Linked DNA regions of Homo sapiens: regions 2 and 3 are each linked to region 1. The links are chromatin contacts, found by Hi-C or POLR2A ChIA-PET in ENCODE. All regions are on one chromosome and are shown on one strand. Each heading gives the region's core, a stretch centred on a gene start or an enhancer-like site at or near the end of the contact. The rest is flanking DNA. Distances are from core to core; before and after follow the strand shown. Region 1 has its middle 23 kb from the start of PRDM8-AS1. Region 2 overlaps HELQ (helicase, POLQ like). Region 3 holds the start of CCNI (cyclin I).

Region 1 (4,638 bases), core at 1,529-4,028:
ACCAACACTGAGCTCTCAATATGGCTCCATTCCTCAGGGTGATCAGCCAGCTACCTGGTGGCAGGTTGATTATATTGTACCTCTTCCATCATAGAAAGAGCAGAGGTTTGTCCTCACTGGAATAGACACTTAGTCTGGATATGGGTTTGCCTATACTGCATGCAATGCTTCTGCCAAGACTACCATCTGTGGACTAACTGAATGCCTTATCCACCATCACAATATGCCACACAGCATTGCCTCTGACCAAGGCACTCACTTTACAGCTAAAGAAGTGTGACAGTGGGCTCATGCTCATGGAATTCACTGGACTTAGCATGCTACTCAACATCCTGAAGCAGCTGGATTGATAGAATATTAGAATGGCCTTTTGAAGTCACAATTACAATGCCAACTAGGTGACAATACTTTGCAGGGCTAGGGCAAAGTTCTCTAGAAGGCCATGTATGCTCTGAATCAGTGTCCAATATATGGTTCTGTTACCCCCATAGCCAGGATTCACAGGTCCAGGAATCAAGAGCTGGAAGTGGAAGTGGCACCACTCACCATCACCTCTAGTTATCCACTAGCAAAAGTTTTGCTTCCTGTTCCCATAACCTCACGTTCTGCAGACCTAAAGGTCTTAGTTCCAGAGGGAGGAACGCTGCCACCAGGAGACACAACAACAATTCCATTAAACTAGAAGTTAAGATTTCCATCTGAACACTTTGGGGTCCTCTTACCTTTAAGTCAACAGACTAAGAAGGGAGTTATAGTGTTGGCTGGGGTTATTGATCCAGACTATCAAGATGAAATCAGTCTACTACTCCACAACGGAGGTAAGGAAAGAATATGCACGGAATACAGGTGATCCATTAGGGTGTCTCTTAGTATTACCATGCCCTGTGATTAAGGTCAATGGGAAAGTACAACAGCCCAATCCAGGCAGAACTACAAATGGTCCAGACCCCTCAGGAAGGAAGGTTTGGGTCACTCCACCAGGAAAAAAAACATGACCTGCTGAGGTGCTTGCTGAAGGTAAAGGGAATACAGAATGGGCAGTAGGAGAAGGTAGTCATAAATACCAGCTATGACCACTTGACCAGCTGCAGAAATGAGGACTGTAACTGTCATGAGTATTTCCTCCTTCTTTTGTTAAAAACATGTTTGTGCATGTATACACTTGTACTGAGAAATTATCCTCATTTTATTTCCTTTTCCTTTATCATGTGACATAAGATTAATTGACTTCATATCAGCATTTAAGTATTGTTAACTTTATGTAATAGTATTTGGATGGGGGTATTGGTGCATTTCCGGTTGTACGAAAGATAGTTGTATTATTTTAAGTGTAATTATGACCTTATTATTGTCTTTATTTGAAGATTATGTATGATCTCAGGAGATATATATGGGTTCAAGTTGACAAGGGGTGGAGTTGTGATAGTTAATACTGAGTGTCAACTTGACTGGATTGAAGGATACAAAGTATTGATCCTGGGTGTGTCTGTGAGGGTGTTGCCAGTAGAGATTAACATTTGAGTCAGTGGGCTGGGGAAAGCAGATCCACCCTTAATCTGGTGGGCACAATCTAATCAGCTGCCAGCAAATATAAAGGAAGCAGAAAAATGTGAAAAGGAGAGACTGGCCCAGCCTCCCAGCCTACATCTTTCTCCCATGCTGGATGGTTCCTGCCCTCTATCATCAGACTCAAAATTCTTCAGTTTTGGGACTTGGACTAGCTCTCCTGGCTCCTCAGCTTGCAGACAGCCTATTGTGACACCTTGTGATTGTGTAAGTTAATACTTAACAAATTCCCCTTTATATGTATATATATAATATATGTACATGTGTATATATAGGGGAGTGCACAGTATATTGTTATATGTGTTCTATTTTATCTTATTGTTCATCTCTTGCAGTGTCTAATTTATAAATCAATTATTTTCAGAGGTATGTATGTATCAGAGAAAACATAGTATATACAGCATTTGGTATTATCTGTGATTTTAGCCATCCACTGGTGGTCTTGGAAATAATTGCCCCATCCTCAGGTAAGGGAGTGCTACAAAGATGTGGACCAGGTGATGAGAACAAACGAGAGAGTGAGGGACACAGAAACCAGCATAACAAGAAGATTTTAGGAGAGGAATTAGTGTTTCTACAGTCTGCTAAGGACCAGAACCTTGGAAGAAGGGCCCAGTGTGAGACCTACAGAAACAGCTACTGACACAGAGACAATGGTGTAGCAAGGAGAGGACAGGGAAGAAATAACTCATCTTTTCTTTTCTCACATGCTCCAATTTCATGTTAATGCCTTCCAATGGCCTAACTCAACCGGAAGCTAACTAACCAGCAAGGTTCTGGAGCATGCTAACGAATCTGCATGAGTCAGCCTCTGGCAATATAGAGCCAGGAGAGGACAGAGAATGGATTTTGGAGAGACAAATGGAGAATAACCATTACATTACTACTATTATTCACAAATAGAATTATCTGAGAACTCTTTCTGAAAACATCTTTTTCATGCACAGTTTCAACTGGAAGTAAAAACTTACTGGGTTTTGTAAACTTAAGCATCCAAGATTTTAAAGAATCATTTCTCAGAGCCCTTTGGCTGGAACATTCCTAGTAGCATTTAGGAAGGATTTCCAGAAGTCTTGGGAGGCTTTGCAAGCCAAAATCTGGAAGAATTTGAGAGTATGCTTTTATTGACTTCCTTTGGGCATCCCCAGGTCTCTCATCATTTGGTGGTTTCCTGTGTCAGCACCAGTCTTACTATGCCTGGTTAGTCACTTGCTGATTGTTTTCAAGGAAGCCAGCCAGGCTTCAACAAAGGGTGACTACCTCAAAACAAATCAGCTGCACAGCAATAGGAACTCCTACTAATGGCTTCCCTTGAATTCACAAACTGTGTAGATTTTAGAATGAAGTAACATTTTCTCTTTCCAACTTTGCCATCCCTGTCTCTTCCTCCTGAACCTGAACTAACCCACAGACAAAAAAATGGAAGAGGACAGTGGTGGAGAAGCATGCTCTCTTTCCTGAAGCCTTAGATTAAAATTATACTCAAGGCCGGTTGTCATGGCTCATGCCTGCAATCTCAGTGCTTTAGGAGACTGAGCTGGGAGGATAACTTGCGACCAAGAGCTCAGGATCAGGTTGGGCAACATAGCAATATTCTGTCTCTGCAATAAATAAATAAATCAAATTATCTGATTGTGGTGGCACGTTCCTGTAGTCCCAGCTACTGAGGAAGCTGAGGTGGGAGAATTGCATGAGCCTGGGAGTTCAAGGCCACAGTAAGTTAAAATTGTGCCACTGCAATCCAGCCTGAGCAACAAAGGAAGACTTTAACTCTAAAAAAAAATTATAGCCAATATCAGAGTCTTGAATATTCACTGTAAACATCAGCACAAACAAAAGCCCGATTTCTAAATCTCATAGAAACTAAGAGTTTGAAAACTTGAGAGGACTGATATAAAGTTGGAAGTCAGTGTTTCAAAGGAGAGAGACAGAGTTAGCTATAGGAAAACAGAAAATTAGGAGTGGAAAGCAAAGAAGAGTCTTGTAAGTAACATATATAGCTGAACAATAAATACAAGTGAAATAGATTGACTTCTAGAATGGCAGTGTGGGAAACTCTGCTGAGCCACTCCTCAGTGAAACTGGTGAAAATTGTGTGTAAAGAAACAACCACTTAAATTCTCTGGAAATGGTCCTAAGGGCAAATGGTAAATAAAGAAATACCTATTAGAGGAAATTATGAATATCTGTCAAGAGAGGTGAGTCTGTGACATTTGAACTGAAACTACTACTTTCCTTGCCCCTCCCAGCTCAGTGAGGCAGAGACTCTACTCCAGACGCTGCAGCCAAGAATATGACTCTTTATATTCCTTAGGTGTCAGCTGCAGGGCTTTCATTGCAATAGGACATAACTTGAGCTTTTTTGGTCCTGCCCGTAGCTGTCTGTTGCTAAGGCTAAGTCTTAGGTGAATACAACTGGGAGGAGGAAGCTTCCTTCTCCCACCCAACACTTTCTTGTAAAAAGGAAGTTCTACCTTGGGTGTGGTGCATTGAGAATGAAACTACCTTTGCAAAAATTATGACAGTGAGAGAAATGTAACCTAGCTGACACTGCCATACTTCTAACTTAACAAGCTAACTGTGTTTGCTCATTCCTGGGTGTAGGCGAAGCTAATTGTGGAAGGAATTTAGCTTATAGTTTAACTTTAAATAAAGGATAATAGTCTCCCCCAAAAACTGACCCCCTCTGGGGACTGAAACCACCTTTGTAGGACTAATGAAAGGCCAAAAGCTTAGGATTATGAGTGGGGAATGAATTCTGGTAAGATGTAGATGTAGTTAAATGATAACCAGCCACAGTTCCGAAGATGACAAGATTTGTAAGTTCTTTAATTGCTCTTATAGATACCAACGGTATTGTCAAAACCCAATATTGGTCTTTGAGGTATTTTTCAGACTTTTGCACTTTGGCTGACCAGTTGATGCCACCTGGATCTGTGACTCATACCAGGGAACTGACTTAACCAATCCTGTGACCCCCTACCCTGAAACTGACTCAGCACATGAAGAACATTTTGGATACACCTATGATTTCATCCTGAACCAATCAGCAGGACCTAGTCCCTAACCCCC
Region 2 (4,638 bases), core at 1,386-3,885, 3.3 Mb before region 1:
TATTTTTGTGTGCACTACTAGTGTGTATGTTTTGTGCCTCAATAGTTTTTCAGTGTCTAAATAGGTTTTCAGAAAATATTTTTTTAATTGCCAAATTTTAATTTGAAATTTGATGTTTTAGCTGGGTGCAGTGGCTCACACCTGCAATGCCAACACTTTAAGAGGCCGGGGCATGAGAATTGCTTGAGTCCAGGAGTTCAAGACCAGCCTGGGCAACATGGCGAGACCCCTGTCTCTACAAAAAATTAAAAAATTAGGGCAGCCAGGCGCGGTGGCTCACACCTGTAATCCCAGCACTTTGGGAGGCCGAGGTGGGCAGATCACGAGGTCAAGAGATCGAGACCATCCTGGCCAACATGGTGAAACCCCGACTCTACTAAAAAATACAAAAATTAGCAGGGCATGGTGACGCACGCCTGTAGTCCCAGCTACTCTGGAGGCTGAGGCAGGAGAATCGCTTGAACCCAGTGGGGCGAAGGTTGCAGCAAGCCGAGATTGCGCCACTGCACTCCAGCCTTGCAAGAGAGAGAAAAAAAAAATTAGAGCATATTAGCACTCACATATAGTCCCAGCTACTTGAGAGGGTGAGATGGGAGGATCACTTAAGCCCAGAAGGTTGAGGATACAGTAAGCTGTGTTTGTGCCGCTACACCCCAGCCTGGACTACAGAGTGAGACCCTGTCTCAAAAAAAAAAAAAAAAAAAAAAAAATTGATGTTTTTACATTTGAACCAGATAGGAACATTTTCAAGAGATATTTTTTAACTTAATTGCCACAGTAGACATTGTTATTGTTATTATAAAATGCAATGAGCTGTGTTTACAAACTGTTTTTGTCGACAAATAAAGAAAAATAGTGTGGTGGTATTTAGAATTAAAACTGATGAATAATAAGACAGAAAGTTTTGGCTGGACACGGTGGCTCATGCATGTAATCCTAGCACTTTGAGAGGCTGTGGCAAGAGGATCGCTTGAGCCCAGGAGTTCAAGACCAGCCTCAGCAACATAGAGGAACCCCATCTCTATAAAAATTAGCCTGGCGTGGTAGCGCATGCCTGTCATCCCAGCTACTCAGGAGGCTGAGGTAGGAGGATAGCATGAGCCCTGGAGGTTGAGGCTGCAGTGGGCTGTGATCATGCTACTGCACTCCAAGCCTGGGTGATAGAGTGAGACCCTGTCTCAAAAAAAAAAAAAAAAAAAAGACAAAGTTTTAGATCTTGAGACATAAAACAGATGATACCTTAGTAAAAGTTAAGAACACCAAGACTCACACTTTTTGTGACAAATACAGAAGTGTGTGGTTTCTTTTTTGGATATGATGTTTACTGAATTCAAACATATTTCTTCAAGGATATTGATCTCTATTTTGATTTTAAGGGAAAAAGAGACCAAAACAGAAGAAGAAGAAATGGTAAAGCAAGAACTTTTAAGTTGAAGCATGTTTTATGTATCTTAGAAAAGCTAAACTCTTTTATAGCTGTCCTTTCTTAACCTATTTTACAATATTTAAAACACTGGAAAGATGAATTTATATGTCGTATTAATTGCAAATGTCCTTTTAATTCAAGGTTGAGTTAAAAGAATATCTGAAAATAAATGATACAATATATGAAGTTGACAGCAAAGCTGAGAATGGCATGACTTTTTCACGTCTTCTTAATTATAAGGTAACATTGATAACATTTAAATTCCAGGTTACCAGACTTTGTGTCTGGGGCACAACAAGAGTTTCCAATGGATTCCGTAGAATAGTCTAGATTTTTCAGAGAAACAGCTGATGCTTGACATTTGTTGGACACCATGCAGACTGCCAGTTCAAGATAGCTCGTTTCCAGTTTCAACATTAGATCACACCATATTCTTTTCTATGACATCATATCTTTGTGAAGTTGGGGTTTTTACAGTTGCTGTAAGCAAGTACCGTGTGAAAATCAATCTGGAACAGAAGAGAATAGCTGTGTCCAGTCTTATTTCAGATTTTGAAAGACAGTACCAAGTTGTGCACACATCCCATTAGTGAGCTGTTGTGGTTATTTAAGAATGAAATAAAAATATTTTTTCACTCAACTGATGTGTATTATTTATTCTAACAGCTACTAAATTGTGAGGAAGTACGTATTTATTAAGTTGTTTGGACCTCACTATTTAATTAACAAAACTGTAAAGTATTTCTTTGGGCCCTGGGGCTGTGAACAAAGAAAATTTGGAAAACTCTCCTGTAAATGTTTATTCATACAACAACAACAACAAAAGAATAATTTATGGACCATGTAGTTCAGATATTGGTGTATAAAATGTTAATGTCTACTATGTAAATTTTAGTGTTTTATGACTTGTATGAAGGATATTAAAAAGGGGAAGAAGGGATTATACAGTAGTTTTAGAATTCTGTGAAGATGTGTTATTCTACAGCTATGTCTTTAGTAAAGTTGAAGAAATAGATTTTAAATAACTTCACATTTTTTCTTCATGTTCTTTGTGTTCCTCATGTGACTACAAAAATTGTCATAATTCAGTAGTATGATTGAATCTGTGTTTTTGAAAACTTAATGGTTGTAAAGGGCATGTCTTATTTACACAGTCCGTTAACTATTATTAGGATCAATCTGTGTTTCTCTCTGTGGACTTTTTTGTTCTGCTGTGGTGGAGATGGGCATGTAGTGAGGCTATTAATAACATTAACTATTTTCACTTCTTTAATTTTCTTTAATTCACTTGTTTAATTCTAGGTTTTTTTTTAGACTAACTAGACCTAAGAAAATCATAATAACCTAAAAGAAAAGTGAGATTGAACATTTTGATGTTTAATATAGATTTCATCTTTTCTTTTAAATGATCAGATTTATTAAATTAGAAGTTTAGAATTATAGATGGTTTATTTACCTTTCAAATCACACTGGTAAAAAATTGACAGGGTTTCATGTTTACTAACCACTTTGTTCCTACATCTTGTTGTTTTGCAGTATTCTGATACCCTAAAAAAGATGGATCCTGATCACTTGGTAGCATTGGTGACAGAAGTTATTCCCAATTATTCCTGCTTAGTTTTTTGTCCTAGTAAGAAGAACTGTGAAAATGTAGCAGAAATGATATGCAAATTTTTAAGCAAGTATGTTAATATTTTTTAAATAGCCTGTTTTATTTTTATTAGGAATTACAGACTATGTATTAATTTTATTGGGCAAACACTAATTATGCCTTGCAAAACATCATATTAAGTTGTTTTAGTATACTGAAGGCCTTGACCTTGAAGAAAGAAATTTTAACTGTGAAAAATCACATGTGAAATAGCCAGAGAAACATTCTAAGGTGGCTGGGCACCATGGCTCATGCCTGTAATCCCAGCACTTTGGGAGGCCGAGGTGGGTGGATCACTTGAGGTCAGGAGTTTGAGACGAGCCTGGCCAACACGGTGAAACCCCATCTCTACTAAAAATACAAAAAATTAGCTGGGTGTGGTGCCTTGCACCTATAATCCCAGCTACTGGGGAGGCTGAGACATGAGAATCTGTTGGACCCGGGAGGCGGAGGTTGCAGTTAGCTGAGATCGCACTACTGCACTCCAGCCTGCGTGACACAGCGAGACTCCATCAAAAAAAAAAAAGAAGACCAGGCACGGTGGCTCATGCCTGTAATCCCAGCACTTTGGGAAGCCAAGGTGTGCGGATCATGAGGTCAGGAGTTCAAGACCAGCCTGGCCAACATAGTGAAATCCTGTCTCTACTGAAAATACCAAATTAGCTGGGTGTGGTGGCGTGCACCTGTAGTCCTAGCTACTCGGGAGGCTAAGGCGGGAGAATCACTTGAACCTGGGAGGCAGAGGTTGCAGTGAGCTGAGACCACACCATTGCACTCCAGCCTGGGTGACAGAGGGAGACTCAGTCTCAAAAAGAAAAGGAAAAAAAAAAGACAAAACCCTAAGACTATATGTATGAGAATGTTAAGTAATATTAGGTCAGTGATTCAAAACCTTGGGTGCATAGTGAATCATCTTGGAGGCTTTTAAAAATTCCAAAGTCCAGGCTACATCTTAGACAAATCAGAATCTCTGGGAGTGACACCCAGATATCATTTTGTAAAGCTCCCCAGGCAAGTCCAACATATAGCCAAGGACAGGAACAACTGGCTTAGTCAGTCAAAGGACTAATCACTGTTACCACTGTGGAAATGAATTGTATCTTCCATTGCCTTTTTTTCTCTTTTCCTTTTTTTTTTTTTTTTTTCCTGAGACAGGGTCTCACTCTGTCACCTATGCTGGAATGCAGTAGCACAAATTCAGCTAGCTCACTGCAGCCTCTGTCTCCTGGGCTCAAGTGATCCTCCTACCTCAGCCTCCCAAGTAGCTGGGACTACAGGCACACACCACCACTCCCAACTAATTTTTTGTAATTTTCATGGAGATAGTATTTCACCATGTTGCCCAGGCTGGTTTCGAACTCCTGAGCTCAAGCAATCCGCCCCCCATAGCCTCCCAAAGTGCTGGAATTACAGGCGTGAGCCACTGCGCCTGGCCTGCCTTTGTTTTCTTAGTAAACTTCACACTTAGTTGTATGGACATTTGGATATAATTTCCTGAGTAAGAAATGTGTTGTCTTATAATTTTGTAGTATCTTAATATTGGCTCTGTCGTATTCATAGA
Region 3 (4,638 bases), core at 2,139-4,638, 3.1 Mb after region 1:
AAGTCTGAGGTGGAAGGATCGCTTGAGCCTAGGAAGTTGAGGCTGCAGTGAGCTGAGATCGCACCACTGCAACCTGGGTGACAGGGTGAGACCTTGTCTCAAAGGAAAAAAAAAAAAGAAAGAAAATATCCATACTTTTTGTTCAGACAACTGCAACTAGTTACTTACCCACCTATTAATTACTTGTAATTATATTTATAGTAGATTAAATTGTCACTGGCAATCTCATAGGCAGTAAGATAGTTTTAATAAGGATAAGTATATAATTAAATGGGAGCTCTTAAAGACTCCTGGTAACATTTTAATTGGTTTAATCTTCTGCCTTGCAACTGGCAACTGGTATTCAGTAAAAGCCATAAAAACATAATATTGTTGGACCTAGGAATAGCCCCAAAGAGGTTATGAAGATGTTAATTGAATTATTTTTGTTTTTCATTTTTTGGGTAGCAGCTTTATTATAATTCAAACACCATAGAAGTAATACATTTAAAGTGTACAATTCAATGGTTTTTAGTACAGGTTGCATATCCCTGATACAAAAATCTGAAATGCTCCAAAATCCAAAGCTTTTTGAGTGCCAACATGACACTCAGAGGAAATGCTCATTTTGGATTTTCAGACTAGGTTGCTCAACCAGTAAGTATATAATTTAATGCAAACATTTCCAAAACTGAAAAAAAAGTTTAAAATTCAAAATACTTCTGGTCTCAAATATTTTGGATAATACTCAACCTAAATATTCACAGTTGCGCAACCATCAACACAATCAATCTCAGAACATTTTTCTCACCTCAAAAAGAAACCTTCAAAAAATCAGTTGGGCATGGAGGCATGCGCCTGTGGTTCCAGCTACACAGGAGGCTGAGGCAGGAGGATTGCTTGATCCTGGAGGTCAAGGCTACAGTGAGTCATGTTCACACCATTGCACTCCAGCCTGCAGCCTGGGGGACAGAGCAAGGCCCTGTTTCCAAAAAAAAAAAAAAGAAAAAAAGAAAAGAAAAAAAGAAAGAAACCCCCATATCATTTAACTATCATCCCCTAATCCCATGCCTGCCCCTAGCCCTAAGCAACCACTTCCTTACTTTCTGTCTCTATATATTTGCCTATTCTGGACATTCACGTAAGTGGAATCATATAATATGTGGTCTTTTGTGACTGGCTTCTTTCATTTAGCATACTGCTTTCAAAGGTTATGCATGTTATAGCATGTATTAGTATTTTCTTTTTATGGCCCAATAAGATTCCATTGTATAGGTCGGTGTGACGGCTCATGCCTGTAATCCCATCACTTTCAGGCTAAGGAGGGAGAATTGCTAGAGGCCAGGAGTTTGAGACCAGCCTGGACAACATAGGAAGTCTCATGGCACCCCCATCTGCGCCACGGAGCCAGACCCCATCTCTTAAAAATAAAAATTTGATTGTACATAGATGTATCACATTTGATTTATACAGGCGCCAGCTGATGAACATTTAGGTTGTTTCATCTTTGGCTATTATGAATAATGCTAACGTTTGTAAAAAAGTTTTTGCATGGACAAATATTTTCCTTTCTCTTGGGTATATATTTAGGAGTGGAATTTGCATTATTCTTATTGGAGTGAAAATCAGAAGCAATTTCATGGTCTAACAATGGAATTATGTTACACTCTCAATAGTATTATGCAGAAATGCTACAGTCTCAAGAGTAACATGCAGAAAAATGGTGGCTTTTTTGAATGAAGACCATATAATAATAGGCTACATGAAGTGAAAAAAAGAAAAAAAAAGGATACAACCCACTTGAAATCCTCCTAGGGCTTCCCATTCCTTCTTCTGTTCTATGGCATCTGTCCTCTGCTTCCACATCCTGCCTCAGTTGTCTGAGGGCCAGCCACACTAGCTTTCAGAGATTTTTAGAACGTCTCAGCTTCGGAGCCTTTTCACATAACTTCCTCTGCTTGTATCATTCTTTGCCCAGTGGTTTCAAGTCTCATCTTAAATGTCACTTCTTCAGAAAAACCTTCTCTGATATCCCAAACCAGGCGGAAAGGCAAGCGTTTCCACAGCAGCCGGCGATTTTCCATCTTAACGGTTTTAATACCAGAATTGTTTACTTGGTCAAATATTGAGAGCCTTTTATACACAGGGATAGAGGGTGAAACATGCAAGATCCCTGCCGCCTGCGACCTTATATTCTAGGGAGGGGATACATGCACAAGTAAACAAGTAAATGTACTTGGTAATTTTACATAGTGATAATTAGCTCAATGGTTATCCTCTGTTTGGACTGTAAACTCCATGAAGGCAGGAGCTATGTCTGTCTTGGCTACTTCCAGTTTGCTGAGTCTGGCCACTAAATAAACTCAACACATATTTTTTCACTGACAGTTAAAATAACTATATAAAAAACAAATGGAAAAAACAAACGAGACTTCTATAAATGGTTGAGATCTAGCTCTTCCTCTTTCAAAACTCTGTAATACTACATATTTTTAAATAATTAAAACAATCAAAATAGCAAAAAGTTACCGTTTGTACTAACAGAACCCCAAATAAAACCCATTTATGTCACCACACATTCTTTAAGCACCTGGTAATAAAACCTATTCGGAAATACTCAGACGTGTTGGTTGAGTGGATAAAATCCCCTTGCCACATTGCCAAGCAGGTTCCTCGCCGTCAGCAGTATAATTTACAGTGTTTCACTGAGGCCTTAAGCACCCATGATTTGATTCTCCCTAATTTTCCGATTCCTAAAACCCTTTAGAATCTCCCTCCACCCACACAATGTGGCAGTGAGAAAAACCGCAATTCTATTTACATGTCAACGGTAAGAACACGTAATACTTTGCTAGGTCAACAAATCTGCAAGATCTCCACCCAAGAGATCAGTAGCCCCTTCCCAGTGAATCCTTCTAAGAGCCTGGGGACGAGTAGGGCTAGATAAAACCAAGCTGCTGTAAAGCTGGACCACAGGAGCGGATCGTGAAATCCCCTCCCCCAAGCGCAGCGCTCGGCCGCTTCTTTCTTCCCCAGGCGCATGCGCAGCGCACTCTCCGGCCACCGCACGCCCCCTCAGTGGGGGCCCAGAGACGCTGACGTCACCGTGCGGTCTGCAAGCAACCCTTCCGCTCCTTCAAGGAAAATGAGTCCACGGACCTTCGGCTTTTCTTAGCCACGAGAAAACGTCCTCCCTCCTTCCATCCTAGTGCCAACGACTTCCCCAGCCCGTCTCCTTTCGGCCGCACTTCTCTGTACTTTCGTTGGACCGGGAAGGCGGCGGGGAGGAACAGGAAGGGTGAAAGACCAAGTCCGCGTAGTTTACAAGGAGTGGGCGAGTCTAGGAATCGGTCCGCGAGGGCGGAGCCGAGGAAGCCGGCACTTCTTCCTCCCTTCCCCTCTCTTCCCCTCCCTCCCCAGCCTTCCCCGCGAGCGGACGCGGCAGCGCCTCTGTCTCGCTTTTTCTTATTTTTCCCCCCTTTCCCCTTTCTTTTTTTTTTTTTCTTTTCTTTTCTCCCCTCCCCCCCTTTCACCATTTCCCCTCGGAGGCGCTTTCCCCGGGCAGGGGCAGAGCCGGTCTCACCCCCCGCCTCTCCCCGGCCCCCGCCGCCCTATGGCGAGAGGGAGCCCCCTCCCAACCCGGGCTCGAGCGGCGGCGGCCTCAGGCCGGGGGTCATCATGGAACTAATTCGCTGACCGACCCAGCGGCCGCAGCCGTGCGTCCCGCTCGAGCGCCAGCGCCCGCGCCCGCGCCCCCCGATCCGCTTCCCCTTTCTCCCTCCTCAGTTGGCCGAGTCGTCCCGCGCGCACCGCCTCCGCGCGCCTATGAGAATGAGGTGGTAACGGGCCCCCGGATGACCCCGCGTCACCACTGTGAGGCCTACAGCTCTGCCGGGGAGGAGGAGGAGGAGGAAGAGGAGGAGAAGGTGAGGGGCGGGGGCGGGGGCGGGGGCTCGACGCGTCTCCGCGGCCGGCGTCGACGCGCTGGGGCCCCGCTGCTCCCCCCGCGCCGCCCCCGTGGCAGCGCCCTTGGCCGCGCGCTGCTCGCCGGAGACCCACCCTCCCGCATCCCCCAGCCCGGGGAACCTCGGGGCCGCCCTCTTCGTCCTCTCCGGCCCAGACAGACCCGTCACCTGCCCACTTGAAAACGGCACTACTGTGTTCCTTTTCGGGCCAGTTTTTCTGTCAGCGAGTAACTTTTTTTTGTGGCAGCGGCAAATTAGCTACTCTATAGTGCGTGTTGGAGGCTCTACGAGCCCGTGTTAATACACAAAGAAGGGGACACACCCCCACCCTCAGGTTGAACGATTCTCCGGGGACACCAGGAGGATTACTAACTTTGCACGGCAGACTGAATGCCAAATGAATGGGGTGAACCTCCGGTGCTGTGAAATTCGGGGGAGGGCAACGTTACCCAGGGCTTGGGGCGGGTGGGTGGGGGGAATCCGGGGGAGGTGAGATTTGAGTTGTGCTCTAAAGGCTAGATTAAATAACTGGAATTTGAAAGGAGGACAGAGGAGCCTCCGCTGGAGCTAGGGGGCTCCGTTACAGATCCTTTTGGCAGAAGTTGACAATTGGGTATCAAAACAGTGGAAGGTGTTTCGGGAGGTAGGATGGATTCAGACTCTGAAGGGGTTTGAACTAAAATGTTTATGTTTT

The links. Hi-C counts contacts between places; a loop is a spot of excess contacts on that map. ChIA-PET counts read pairs that join two places held with the same protein, here RNA polymerase II (POLR2A). Pooled maps may share reads with other maps.
Region 2: a map of naive thymus-derived CD4-positive, alpha-beta T cell shows a loop between it and region 1 (11-fold over the local background). The contact joins two enhancer-like sites. A Hi-C loop is called at or near these places in 1 of 168 maps with a recorded cell type or tissue (naive thymus-derived CD4-positive, alpha-beta T cell). POLR2A ChIA-PET finds 5 or more read pairs at or near these places in 1 of 52 experiments (naive thymus-derived CD4-positive, alpha-beta T cell).
Region 3: a loop to region 1 is called in a pooled map, with 5 times the contacts of the local background. The contact joins the promoter of CCNI here to the enhancer-like site in region 1. A Hi-C loop is called at or near these places in 2 of 168 maps with a recorded cell type or tissue (CD8-positive, alpha-beta T cell and natural killer cell) and 8 of 50 pooled maps. POLR2A ChIA-PET finds 5 or more read pairs at or near these places in 1 of 52 experiments (endothelial cell of umbilical vein).

Annotation. Positions count from the first base shown.
Region 1 is chr4:80,171,716-80,176,353 of GRCh38, reverse strand. No RefSeq gene overlaps it. Among named protein-coding and RNA genes, the nearest start is that of PRDM8-AS1, 23 kb to the left of the region's middle. Within about 2 kb of position 2,778, at least 5 of the 41 ENCODE cell types and tissues checked have a DNase peak (open chromatin) inside an H3K27ac peak, as active enhancers do; they include CD8-positive, alpha-beta T cell, endothelial cell of umbilical vein and natural killer cell, where a contact is called at or near this core.
Region 2 is chr4:83,438,333-83,442,970 of GRCh38, reverse strand. HELQ (helicase, POLQ like) reads left to right here. Exons shown (of 18, transcript NM_133636.5): 7 at 1,568-1,666; 8 at 2,963-3,108. Among named protein-coding and RNA genes, the nearest start is that of HELQ, 15 kb to the left of the region's middle. Within about 2 kb of position 2,635, at least 2 of the 41 ENCODE cell types and tissues checked have a DNase peak (open chromatin) inside an H3K27ac peak, as active enhancers do.
Region 3 is chr4:77,074,739-77,079,376 of GRCh38, reverse strand. CCNI (cyclin I) reads left to right here and starts at 3,388. Exons shown (of 7, transcript NM_006835.3): 1 at 3,388-3,905. RefSeq lists enhancers at 2,222-3,192, 3,091-3,320 and silencers at 3,501-3,850, 3,911-4,060.